2 separate regions of the Homo sapiens genome follow, and region 1 is linked to region 2. Evidence: chromatin loops called from intact Hi-C (ENCODE). Cell type or tissue: heart left ventricle. All regions are shown on one strand. Each heading gives the region's core, and the rest is flanking DNA. Links, peaks and the distances in the headings are about the cores only.

The links. Peaks named below come from ENCODE experiments on the same cell type or tissue, not always from the same donor. Only the 100,000 strongest peaks of a DNase experiment are listed, where the experiment ranks them.
Region 1: a loop joins it to region 2, with 4 times the contacts of the local background. A loop is called at or near these places in 67 of 110 quality-filtered maps.

The regions. Positions count from the first base shown.
Region 1 is chr17:75,418,914-75,425,601 of GRCh38, reverse strand. No RefSeq gene overlaps it. Among named protein-coding and RNA genes, the nearest start is that of MIR3678, 16 kb to the right of the region's middle. In heart left ventricle, for the core only: no CTCF peak of the experiment used is centred there; no DNase peak of the experiment used is centred there.
Region 2 is chr17:75,570,282-75,574,409 of GRCh38, reverse strand. LLGL2 (LLGL scribble cell polarity complex component 2) reads right to left here. Exons shown (of 26, transcript NM_001031803.2): 16 at 3,912-4,062; 17 at 3,310-3,460; 18 at 2,627-2,743; 19 at 2,346-2,512; 20 at 1,132-1,396; 21 at 779-929; 22 at 430-458; 23 at 150-197. Among named protein-coding and RNA genes, the nearest start is that of MYO15B, 15 kb to the left of the region's middle. RefSeq lists enhancers at 2,871-3,040, 3,151-3,280. In heart left ventricle, for the core only: no CTCF peak of the experiment used is centred there; no DNase peak of the experiment used is centred there; H3K27ac peaks cover 285 bases.

The sequences.
Region 1 (6,688 bases), core at 1,279-5,278, 150 kb after region 2:
CGAGGCTGGTCTCGAACTCCTGACCTCAGGTGACCTGCCTGCCTTGGCCTCCCAAAGTGCTGGGATTACAGGTGTGAGCCACTGTGCCCGGCCTGCCATTATTTTTTCTATAAAGCTTTAAGGCACTGGGCACAGTGGCTCACACCTGTAATCTCAACACTTTGGGAAGCCAAGGTGGGCAGATCCCTTGAGCCCAGGAGTTCAAGACCAGTCTGGGCAACATGGAGAAACCCAGTCTCTACTAAAAATACAAAAATTAGCAGGGTGTGGTGTGGTGGTGCCCACCTGTAGTCCCAGCTACTAAGGAGGGTAAGGCAGGTGACAGAGGGAGACCCTGTCTCAAAAAAAAAATAAGAAGAATAAAATAAATAATGGTCGTAATCTACAAAGCGTTTTGAGATCATTGGGTGACTGGCAATACAGGTATGCTCAGGAGAGAACAGCTAAAAGATACAGTCTGAGAAGCTTTTAATAACTATGACAACGGTGGATCCAAGTGGAATTGTTAAGACGAAGAAAGGGAAAATTGAGAGGAGAATGTCTAAAAGGTAAAAATTAAGAAAAAAAAATTTTTTTTTTGAGATGGAGTTTCGCTCTTGTTGCCCAGGCTGGGGTGCAATGGTGCAATCTCAGCTCACCGCAACCTCCACCTCCCGGCTTCAACTGACTCTCCTGCCTCAGCCTCCCAAGTAGCTGGGATTACAGGCGTGTGCCACCATGCCTGGCTAATTTTGTATTTTTAGTTGAGACGGGGTTTCTCCATATTGGTCAAGCTGGTCTTGAACTCCCAAACTCAGATGATCTGCAGGTTTCAGCCTCCCAAAGTGCTGGGATTACAGGTGTGAGCCACCACGCCCAGTCAATTAAGAAACATTTTACAACACTTGGCCGGGTGCTGTGGCTCACGCCTATATTCCCAGCACTTTGGGAGGCCGAGGCGGGCGGATCACGAGGTCAGGAGATCGAGACCATCCTGGCTAACATGGTGAAACCCCGTCTCTACTAAAAATACAAAAAAATTAGCCAGGCGTTTTGGCGGGCGCCTGTAGTCCCAGCTACTCAGGAGGCTGAGGCAGGAGAATGGCGTGAACCTGGGAGGCGGAGCTCGCAGTGAGCCAAGATTGCACCATTGCACTCCAGCCTGGGAGACAGGGCGAGACTCCGTCTCCAAAAAAAAAAAAAAAAGGAAAAGAAAAAGAAATAATCTTTTTTTTTTTTTTTTAAGAGAAACGGGATCTCATTGTGTTGCCCAGACTGGTGTCAAATTTCTGGGCTCAAGAGATCCTCCTGCTTTGACCTCCCAAAGTGCTGGGATTACAGGTGTGAGCCACCACACCCAGCCAATACGCATTGTCTTATTTTGTTTCATTTTCATGTCAACTCTGTTTTGAGATATATTATTATTATTACTATTTTGAGATGAAGTCTCACTCTGTTGCCTAGGCTGGAGTGCATTGGCATGATCTCAGCCCACTGCAACCTCCGCCTCCTAGGTTCAAGGGATTCTCCTGCCTCAACCTCCCAAGTAGCTGAAATTACAGGCGCCGACCACCACGCCTGGCTAATTTTTTTGTATTTGTAGTAGAGACGGGGTTGCACCATGTTGGCACCATGTTGGCCAGGCTGGTGTCAAACTCCTGACCTCAAGTGATCCACCCTCCTCAGCCTCCCAAAGTGCTGGGATTACAAGCATGAGACACCGTGCCCGGCCTGTTTTGAGATATATTATTATCAACACTTTTCCAGATGAAGAAATTAAGTCACAAACAAGTGACAAGACATGTCACAGATTCCTCACTCAGCACTGGGAACCGGCTGGTTGGCACTGGAACCGTCTCTCCTACATTAAATCCTGTTCTTATTTCACTGTGTCTCTCGGGTTGGTCCTCTAGTGCTCAAGCTGTAAACCTGGATGTCGTCCTGCTTCTCACTCTCACTCACCTCTCATTTCCAACCCTGCCACCTGTGTTTTCTCCCTACAGTAATATCTCAAGTCCACCCATCCCACGGCATCTCCAATGCCTCCAACGGAGATCAAGGTGGATCTCTAATCCCCCTTCTTGGTTCAAGTCCACTTAGATAGTTGAAACAGGCTTCTAAATTTGTAATTAGGCCAAGCGCGGTGGCTCACCCTTGTAATCCCAGCACTTTGGGAGGCCGTGGTGGGTGGATCACCTGAAGTCAGGAGTTCGAGACCAGCCTGGCCAAGCTGGTGAGACCCCCGTCTGTACTAAAAATACAAAAATTAGCTGGGTATGGTGACGGGTGCCTGTAGTCCCAGCTACTCAGGAGGCTGAGGCAGGAGAATCACTTGAACCCAGGAGGCGGAGGTTGCAGTGAGCTGAGATTGTGCCATTGCACTGCAGCCTGGGCCACACAGCAAGACTCCATCTCAAAAAAAAATCGTAATTAAATCATATTTGTTTACTGGCTTGTTGCTTGTTGCTCACCTTTCCTCATGTGATTGTAAGCTCCAAGAGGGCAGGAACCCTGTCCTTTTATTTATTTATTTATTAGACAGGGTCTTACTCTGTTGCCCAGGCTGGAGTGCAGTGGTACAATTTTGGCTCACTGCAGCCTTGACTTCCAGGGCTCAGGCAGTCCTCCTACCTTGGCCTCCTGAGTAGCTGCAACTACAGGTACGCACCACCATACTTGGCTAATTTTTGTAATTTTAGTAGAGATGGGGTTTCACCATGTTGCCCAGGCTGGTCCCAAACTCTTGAGCTCAAGGGATCCACCCGCCTCGGCCTCCCAAAGTGCTGAGATTACAGGCGTGAGTCACTGCGCCCTGGCCCAACCCTGTCCTTTTTAATTCACTCATGCATCCCTAGTGCCTGGTGGTGTGCCTGGCTCATAATGCACATTCAGTATGTGTTTGTTGAATGAATGAGTGAAAGAAAATGTACTAATTCAGCAATTCCATAGTCTATTAAAATACTGATGTTGAGGGTGTGGTAGCTCATGCCTGTAATTCCAGCTACACAGGAAGCTGAGATGGGAGGATTGCAAGACCAGCCTGAGCGACATAGTAAGACCCTGTTTCTAAAAATAAAAAAAAAATGAATTAGTTGGGTGTGATGGTGCATTCTTGTAGTCCTAGCTACTCGGGAGGTTAAGGTGGGAGGATCATTTGAGCCCAGGAGTTCGAGGCTTCAGTGAGCTATGATTACACCACTGCACTCCAGCTTGGGCTACAGAGTGAGACATTGTCTCCAAAAATAAAAAATAAAATACTGATGTTTAGGCTCCAACCCCAGAGATTCTGATTTATCTGAGATGGGGCCAGATATCAATATTTTTTTAAATTTTAATATTGGCTGGTCGTGGTGCCTCACACCTGGAATCCCAGCACTTTGGGAGGCCAAGGCGGGTGTATGGCTTGAGCTCAGGAGTTCAAGACCAGCCTGGGCAATATGGCAAAACCTCATTTCTACAAAAAATACAAAATGATGAGCAAACCACGATGGCGTGACCCTGTAGTCCCAGCTACTTAGAAGCCTAAAATGGGAGGATCGCCTGAGCCCAGGAGTTCCAGGCTGCAGTGAGCCATGATTGTAGCACTAAACTCCAGCACATGCAATAGAATGAGGCCCTGTCTCAAAAACAATTCTTGGGGTTTTTTTTGGTTTTGTTTTTGAGACAGAGTTTTGCTCTTGTTGCCCAGGCTGGAGTGCAGTGATGCAATCTCGGCTCACTGCAACCTCCACCTCCTTCATTCAAGCGATTCTCCTGCCTCAGCCTCCCAAGTAGCTGGGATTATGTCACCCGCCACCATGCCCAGCTAATTTTTTGTATTTTTAGTAGAGACAGGGTTTCATCATGTTGGCCAAGCTGGTCTTGAACTCTTAACCTCAGGTGATCCACCTGCTTTGGCCTCCCAAAGTGCTGAGATTACAGGCGTTAGCCACTGCACCTGGCCATCAAAAACAAATTTTTTTTAATTTTAATATTTTTGGGATTTTTTTTTTTTTTGAGACAGAGTCTTGCTCTGTCACCCAGGCTGGAGTGCAGTGGCGCAATCTCATCTCACTGCAAGCTCCGCCTCCCAGGTTCACGCCATTCTCCTGCCTTAGCACCCCTAGCAGTTGGGACTACAGGTGCCCGCCACCATGCCCGGCTAATTTTTTGTATTTTTAGTAGAGATGAGGTTTCACCGTGTTAGCCAGGATGGTCTCGATCTCCTGACCTTGTGATCCACCCGCCTCGGCCTCCCAAAGTGCTGGGATTACAGTCTTGAGCCACCACACCCGGCCTATTTTTGGGATTTTTTTGAGACAGAGCCTTGCTGTGTCACCCAGGCCGAGTGCAGTGACACGATCTCCACTCACTGCAAACGCTGCCTCCTGGGTTCAGGAGATTCTCCTGCCTCAGCCTCCTGAGTAGCTGGGATTACAGGCATGCGCCACCATGCCTGGATATTTTTTGTATTTTTAGTAGAGATGGGGTTTCACTACATTGGCCAGGCTGGTCTCAAACTCCTGGGCTGAAGTGATCTGCCCACCTTGGCCTCCCAAAGTGCTGAGATTACAGGCACGAATCACTGTGCCTAACCAATTTTAATATTTGAAAAACTTATTATGGTATAATGTACATAAAATTTGCCATTTTAACCTTTTTAAGTATACAATTAACTGACATTAATTTAATGTCAGTTAACTTCACATCATTATGCAACCATCACCATTGTCCATCTCCAGAACTTTTTCATCATCTCACATTGAAACTCCATAGCCATTAAACGTGCCCAAATCCTCCCTTTCTGTTTTTCATTGGGCTTGGGTTTCATGCTCCAGCGCTGTACCTGCTGCCTTGCACACACATCCTCAACACTCTGAGCCCTCTCTCCTCGGGTGATATCAAGTTGGCAAAACCCTAACCTGGTTAAACCAGAATCTATGCCTGCTCCGTGTCTGCAACCAGGCCACTGAATTTGACTGGTTAAGAACAAAGGCCGGGCGTGGTGGCTCATGCTTGTAATCTCAGCACTTTGGGAGGCCAAGGCGGGGGGGATTGCCTGAGCTCAGGAGTTCGAGACCAGCCTGGGCAACGTGGTAAAACCCTGTCCCTACTAAAATACAAAAAAAAATTTAGCCGGGCGTGGTGGCATGTGCCTGTAGTCCCAGCTACTCGGGAGGCTAAGGCAGGAGAATTGCTTGAACCCGGGAGGCAGAGGTTGCAGTGAACTGAGATAGTGCTACTGCACTCCAGCCTGGCAACAGGGTGAGACTGCATCTCCCTCCTACCAAAAAAATAAAAATAAATAAAATAAAATAAAAAAGGAGAATACAACTAGGTCAGGCACAGTGGCTCATGCCTGTAATCCCAACACTTTGGGAGCCCGAGGTGGGAGGGTGACCTGAGGTCAGGAATTCGAGACCAGCCTGGCCAACATGGCGAAACCCTGTCTCTACTAGAAATACAAAAATTAGCCTGGCGTGGTGGCAGGCGTCTGTAATCGCATCTACTCAGGAGGCTGAGGCAGGAGAATTGCTTGAACCCAGGAGGCAGAGGTTGCAGTGAGCTGAGATCATGCCCCTGCACTCCAGCCTGGGCAACAGAGCAAGACCTCGTCTCAAAAAATCAAAACAAAACAAAACAAAAAAACTACAAAAAAAAAACACATACACAACTAGTTGTTGTTGTAGACATCAGGTAAAATAAAACAGAAAAAAAAAAAAAAAACCAACTAGGTTAAAAACACACTCAACTGGCCGGGCGCAGTGGCTCATGCGTGTAATCCCAGCATGTTGGGAGGCTGAGGCAGGAGAATGGCGTAAACATGGGAGGCAGAGCTTGCAATGAACCGAGATTGCACCACTGCACTCCAGTCTGGGCGACAGAGCAAGACTCCGTCTTAAAAAAATAAAAAAACCACACTCAACTAGGCTGAGCAGCCTTTTGAAATTTACAACCACCGAGGCCAGGCGCAGTGGCTCACGCCTGTAATCCCAGAACTTTGGGAGGCCGAGGCGGGTGGATCACGAGGTCAGGAGATCAAGACCATCCTGGCTAACAAGGTGAAACCCCGTCTCTACTAAAAATACAAAAATTAGCCGGGCGTGGTGGCGGGCGCCTGTAGTCCCAGCTACTCGGGAGGCTGAGGCAGGAGAATGGCATGAACCCAGGAGGCGGAGCTTGCAGTGAGCCAAGATTGTGCCACTGCACTCCAGCCTGGGCAACAGAGCAAGCCTCCGTCTCGGAAAAAAAAAAAGAAATTTACAACCATAAGTCTGAGTTGGACCTTAGCACTGCCTGCAATGTCTCCTGAATCTATTGCTCCCCCACTGTCCAAAAGGATAGTTTCAAGCCTCCTGGTCTTTTCACACCTCCTCCAGGCTTTGCCATCCCCACCACAGGTGTTCTCATTAATTCAGCTGAGAGAATGGAAGCCGTCAGAACAGAAATATCTAGAAAGATTACATCTTCCTGCCACCACTGCTACCCACCAACCTAGCTCTGTTCTCAGAAATGCTTCCTTTTTTTTTTTCTTTTTTGAGACAGGGTCTCATTCTGTTGCCCAAGCTGGAGTATAGTGGCATGATGTCAGCTCACTGCAGCCTCAAACTCCTGGGCTCAAGCAATCCTCCCACCTCAGCCTCCCAAGTAACTGGGACCACAGGTGCATGCCACCATGGCTGGCTAATTTTTTTTTTACATTTTATAGAGATGGGGTCTCACAATGTTG
Region 2 (4,128 bases), core at 129-4,128:
CGGCTAGCCACAGCCCTTCCACCCCCTTTCTCCGTGGGTGCCCATGGATCTGTACCCCGCCTCAGGGCAGTGGCCTGCCCAGCCTCCCTTGACCCTGACCCCCCTTCCCCACCCCTCCTGCCAGCCCCACCCTCTCCCACCCAACTCACTCTCATCACTGAGCAGAGCGCGCTCCATCACCAGGCCGGGCTGCTTCTCTGGAAGGTAGAGGCCGGGTCAGGGCGCCCCGCCTGGGCCCTCCTCGGCCTGGCTCTCTCTCTCCTTACTGAGGTCAGGATGTGGAAGCCCAGGGCCCAGGGCTGGAAGGAATGCCGTCTCTATTCCCAGCCCAAACACTACCTGCTCACTCGGGACCCTTCCCTCCCGTCCAGCCCCAGGTCTGGGCCGGGTGTGGCCCAGGTGTGCATGAGCCCAGGAGGCCTGTCTTACCCTCGCCATCACTCTGAGTCCCTGAGTTCCTGTGGGGGAAGAGACAGTGAGGACCAGGGCCCCCGGGCTCCCTGCCCGGCTCTGAGAGCCCTGGTCCCATGAAGAACAAGTCAATGGCGCAGCCTGTCCTGAGCCGGAGAGCCTGGGAGGTAAACTGAGTCCTGCCCTGGACTGCCAGCTTGCACAGGGGCAAGGGGCACGCAAAGAGGCAAGGAGAGCCGGAGCCTGGGAGGGTGGGCTGAGCTCGTGGGGAGGTGCCTCCAGCCAGGCAGCAGTGGGAGCCTCGGTATCTCAGAGAGGGCAGGGAGGGGCGGGAGGGGCGGGAGAGGCCTCTGGCCCTTTCACTCACCTGGCTCGGCTCGGGGCCTTCTTGGGGCCCGCACCGTTACCAGGGCGGTGGTTCTTGGTTTCTGCTGAATCCACCAGACACCGGGGCTCCACCAGCCACTTGGTGGAGAGAGAGAAGCGCTCAAACTCCGAGGGTGAGATCAGGTAGAAGCCTGGGGAGTGGGGGCAATGCTAGCGGCCTGGCCTGGCGGCTGCCAAGGCTGCCTCCCCACCTGGGGGAGTAGGGGCTAGTGCTCCCTCGCAGTTCTCCGCTTAAGGCCCATCCAGTCTGGCCGTGGCCACAACACCCCTGGCCACCCTTCCCGTCCGTGCAGTGCCCGGGGCCCCGACACCCACCCAGCCCGGCTCAAACACCTTGGCCATATTTGGTGAAGACGCAGGAGGCGATGCCACTGACGTCCTCCCGGCGGATGCAGCTGTAGCGCACCTGGGGCTTGAGCAGGGGCAGCGAGACCACCTGGATGTCGCCCAGGTTGGTAAGGACTGCCAGGTGGTGCTCCCCGTAGTCCTCGGCTCGACGACTGCCGAAGTGGGCCACGCTGACCCGCCGCACTCTTGAGCCCTCCAGGGCCGTCAGCTTCAACTTCAGCTTGGCACTCACCTTGGGCAGCGTGAACACCTGGGGGCGTGGGGTGGTTGTTCATGCCCATGGCCAAACCAGTTCTCCTGCCCTGTGCTGCTGCTGCTGGGCCCTCCCCTCCCCACATGCCTCCCGGTGTCCTGACAAACCCTTGGCTCTCAGATGCACAGACATGGCCTGGGAGGATGCCGAGGTCACCGACTTCCCTATCTGGATTTTTTTTTTTTTCCTCCGAGATGGAGTCTTGCTCTGTCGCCCAGGCTGGAGTACAGTGGTGTGATCTCGGCTCACTGCAACCTCCGCCTCAGGCAATTCTTCTGCCTCAGCCTCCCGAGTAGAGCTGGGATTACAGGCGTCCACCACCATGCTGGTTTTTTTTTTTTTTTTTGAGACGGAATCTCGCTCTGTCGCCCAGGCTGGAGGGCAGTGGCACAATCTCGGCTCACTGCAAGCTCCGCCTCCTGGGTTCACGCCATTCTCCTGCCTCAGCCTCCTGAGTAGCTGGGACTACAGGTGCCCGCCACCACGCCTAACTAATTTTTTTGCATTTGTTTGTAGAGACGGGGTTTCACCGTGTTAGCCAGGATGGTCTCGATCTCCTGACCTTGTGATCTGCCCGCCTCGGCCTCCCAAAGTGCTGGGATTACAGGCATGAGCCACCGCGCCTGGCCCATGCCGGGCTATTTTTTTTTGTATTTTTAGTAGTCAGGGTTTCACCATATTGGCCAGGCTGATCTCGAACTCCTGCCCTTGTGATCTGGCCTCCCAAAGTGCTGGCATTACAGGCATGAGTCACCGCGCCTGGCCCCCTGTCCTGCCTCAGTGTCCTCACACGAGACTCCCCCCTCACTTATTTCCTGTACTTCTGCAGCCCCTCAGACACCAACTGCAAACAAGACTGAGTCCCAGCCATCATTTTTGCCCAAGGTCCGAGCCTCCTGGATGTCCCGGGGAGTCCCAGGGAGACCCGCCGCTGCCCGTGTGGCACCTTGAACTGCTCCTCTGATACGACGAGCAGCTGGTGGCTTCCCTGCATGTCAGGGCTCTTCGACAGATCATGGGCCACTTCGAGGGGCTCGGGAAGGGGTACGCTGTGTCCGTCGAGCACCAGGATGCCCACCACCGGCGCCCGGTGCATCAGCTGGATCTCCTTGGCTAGGGGGAGGAGGTGGGTGTTGGGGCTGGTGAGGGGGTGGCAGGGCTGGAGCCACTCCCTGGACCCAGCCCAGGCAGCCCGAGCACCCTCTGCTCTCCCTGCCCAGCACTCACCCTGCTCTGCCCGCACAGGCTCATCCATTCTCCGCTCGGCGGGAGGCACACGCAGGGAGAAGGCATAGATGGTGCCCCCATTGGTGCCAGCCCACAGCGAGGGGCAGTGCCGGGAGCCTGCCGAGAAGCCATGTTTGGGTGTCTGACCCTTAGCGTGGGAGTCGGGTGGAGCTGGGCAACCAGGGTTTACTCCCAGGTTTTCCCTCCTGGGAGAGGCTGGAAGGCTCTCTGACAACCACACAGGCCCCAACATAGAAGACCCCAATCCCAGGTCAGCTCAGCCCTTGCTGTGATACAGCAGGGGAGAACCAGCCAGGGAGAGACACGTCATCTGGAGACCAGCAGGCTCTGCTGTCCCCGATCGTCACAGCTGCTCTAGGAGGAAGCTGTCACTTCCTCATTTACAGAGAAGCAAGCTGAGGCCCTGAAAGGCTAAGTGATGGGTCTGAGGCCATGCTTCTAAAGGGTGCTACGGCCTGGATATAAAGCCAAGGGAAGCTGACTCAGAGGCTGAGGCAGGGGAGGGGAGTAAGCAGGCAGGGGCTGCAGTCTGCCCCTGCTCACAAGGGGAAACCTCTTAGCTCCTACCAGCCAGGCAGGCAGCAGCCCCCGGCATGCCCCCAGGTCAGGGGGTGTCTGCTGCCCACTACCCCCTGCCCCCCAACCCCAGGCTGGCCACTCACTGTCCTTCAGGTAGGTGTCAGCAAAGTACAGGGTCCGGACGAAGCCTGTGAAGGAGTCCTCTGCCGAGCGAGCCTCGATCTTGCGCTGCACAGGCGCCAGCTCCATGTTCTGGAGGCCTGGCCGCTCAGCCTTGGCACTCCCCTCCTGTGCCTGCAAGGGGTGGGCCAGCCTAAGGGTCAGCTCTGGACTCCCCTCCCCAGGAACAGTGCTTCGCTCAGTGCTGATCCTTGCATCGGAAGGCAGGCCACAGCCATGCCAGCCACCTGCCAGGCCTGCGTCTAGAGGGACCCTTGTCCAAGAGGGAGGTGCCCTTGGGGGAGCCTGCCTGGGCCCCCAGCATGTTGTAGAGAGAAAAAGGAAATCACTAACGTTTACTGGGGATTACTTCTAGGATAAGCATTACAGTTACTGCCTTTCTGCTCAGGAAGCTGAGGCAGAGAGAAGCAGCGTGACCTGTCTGAGGTCACACAATGCGACCTGGACCCTGAATCTTGTTTGTAGCCTAGCAAGCCTGGGGAGCAGGGGCCGTGTGGCCCCCCTGCTGGCTGCTCTGAGCCGAACCTGGGTGCGTGGCCGGCCGCAGCCTCACCTCAGGCCTCACCTCTCCTGGGGGGCCAGCCGGGTGCCGCTTCCGGCTGGACACCCGGCTCCGACGCATCCGGCGGAATGACTGACGCAAGGACTTCTTGAGGGACTTGACGCGGGAGAGTGGGCCCTCCAAGGCCAGCTGGTCACTGGGGTGCAGTGTGCACCTTGGGGGGATGGCAGGCTGTCAGTGCTGCTAGGTCCTGGGAGTCCTCGCGGGCCCCACTCCCAGC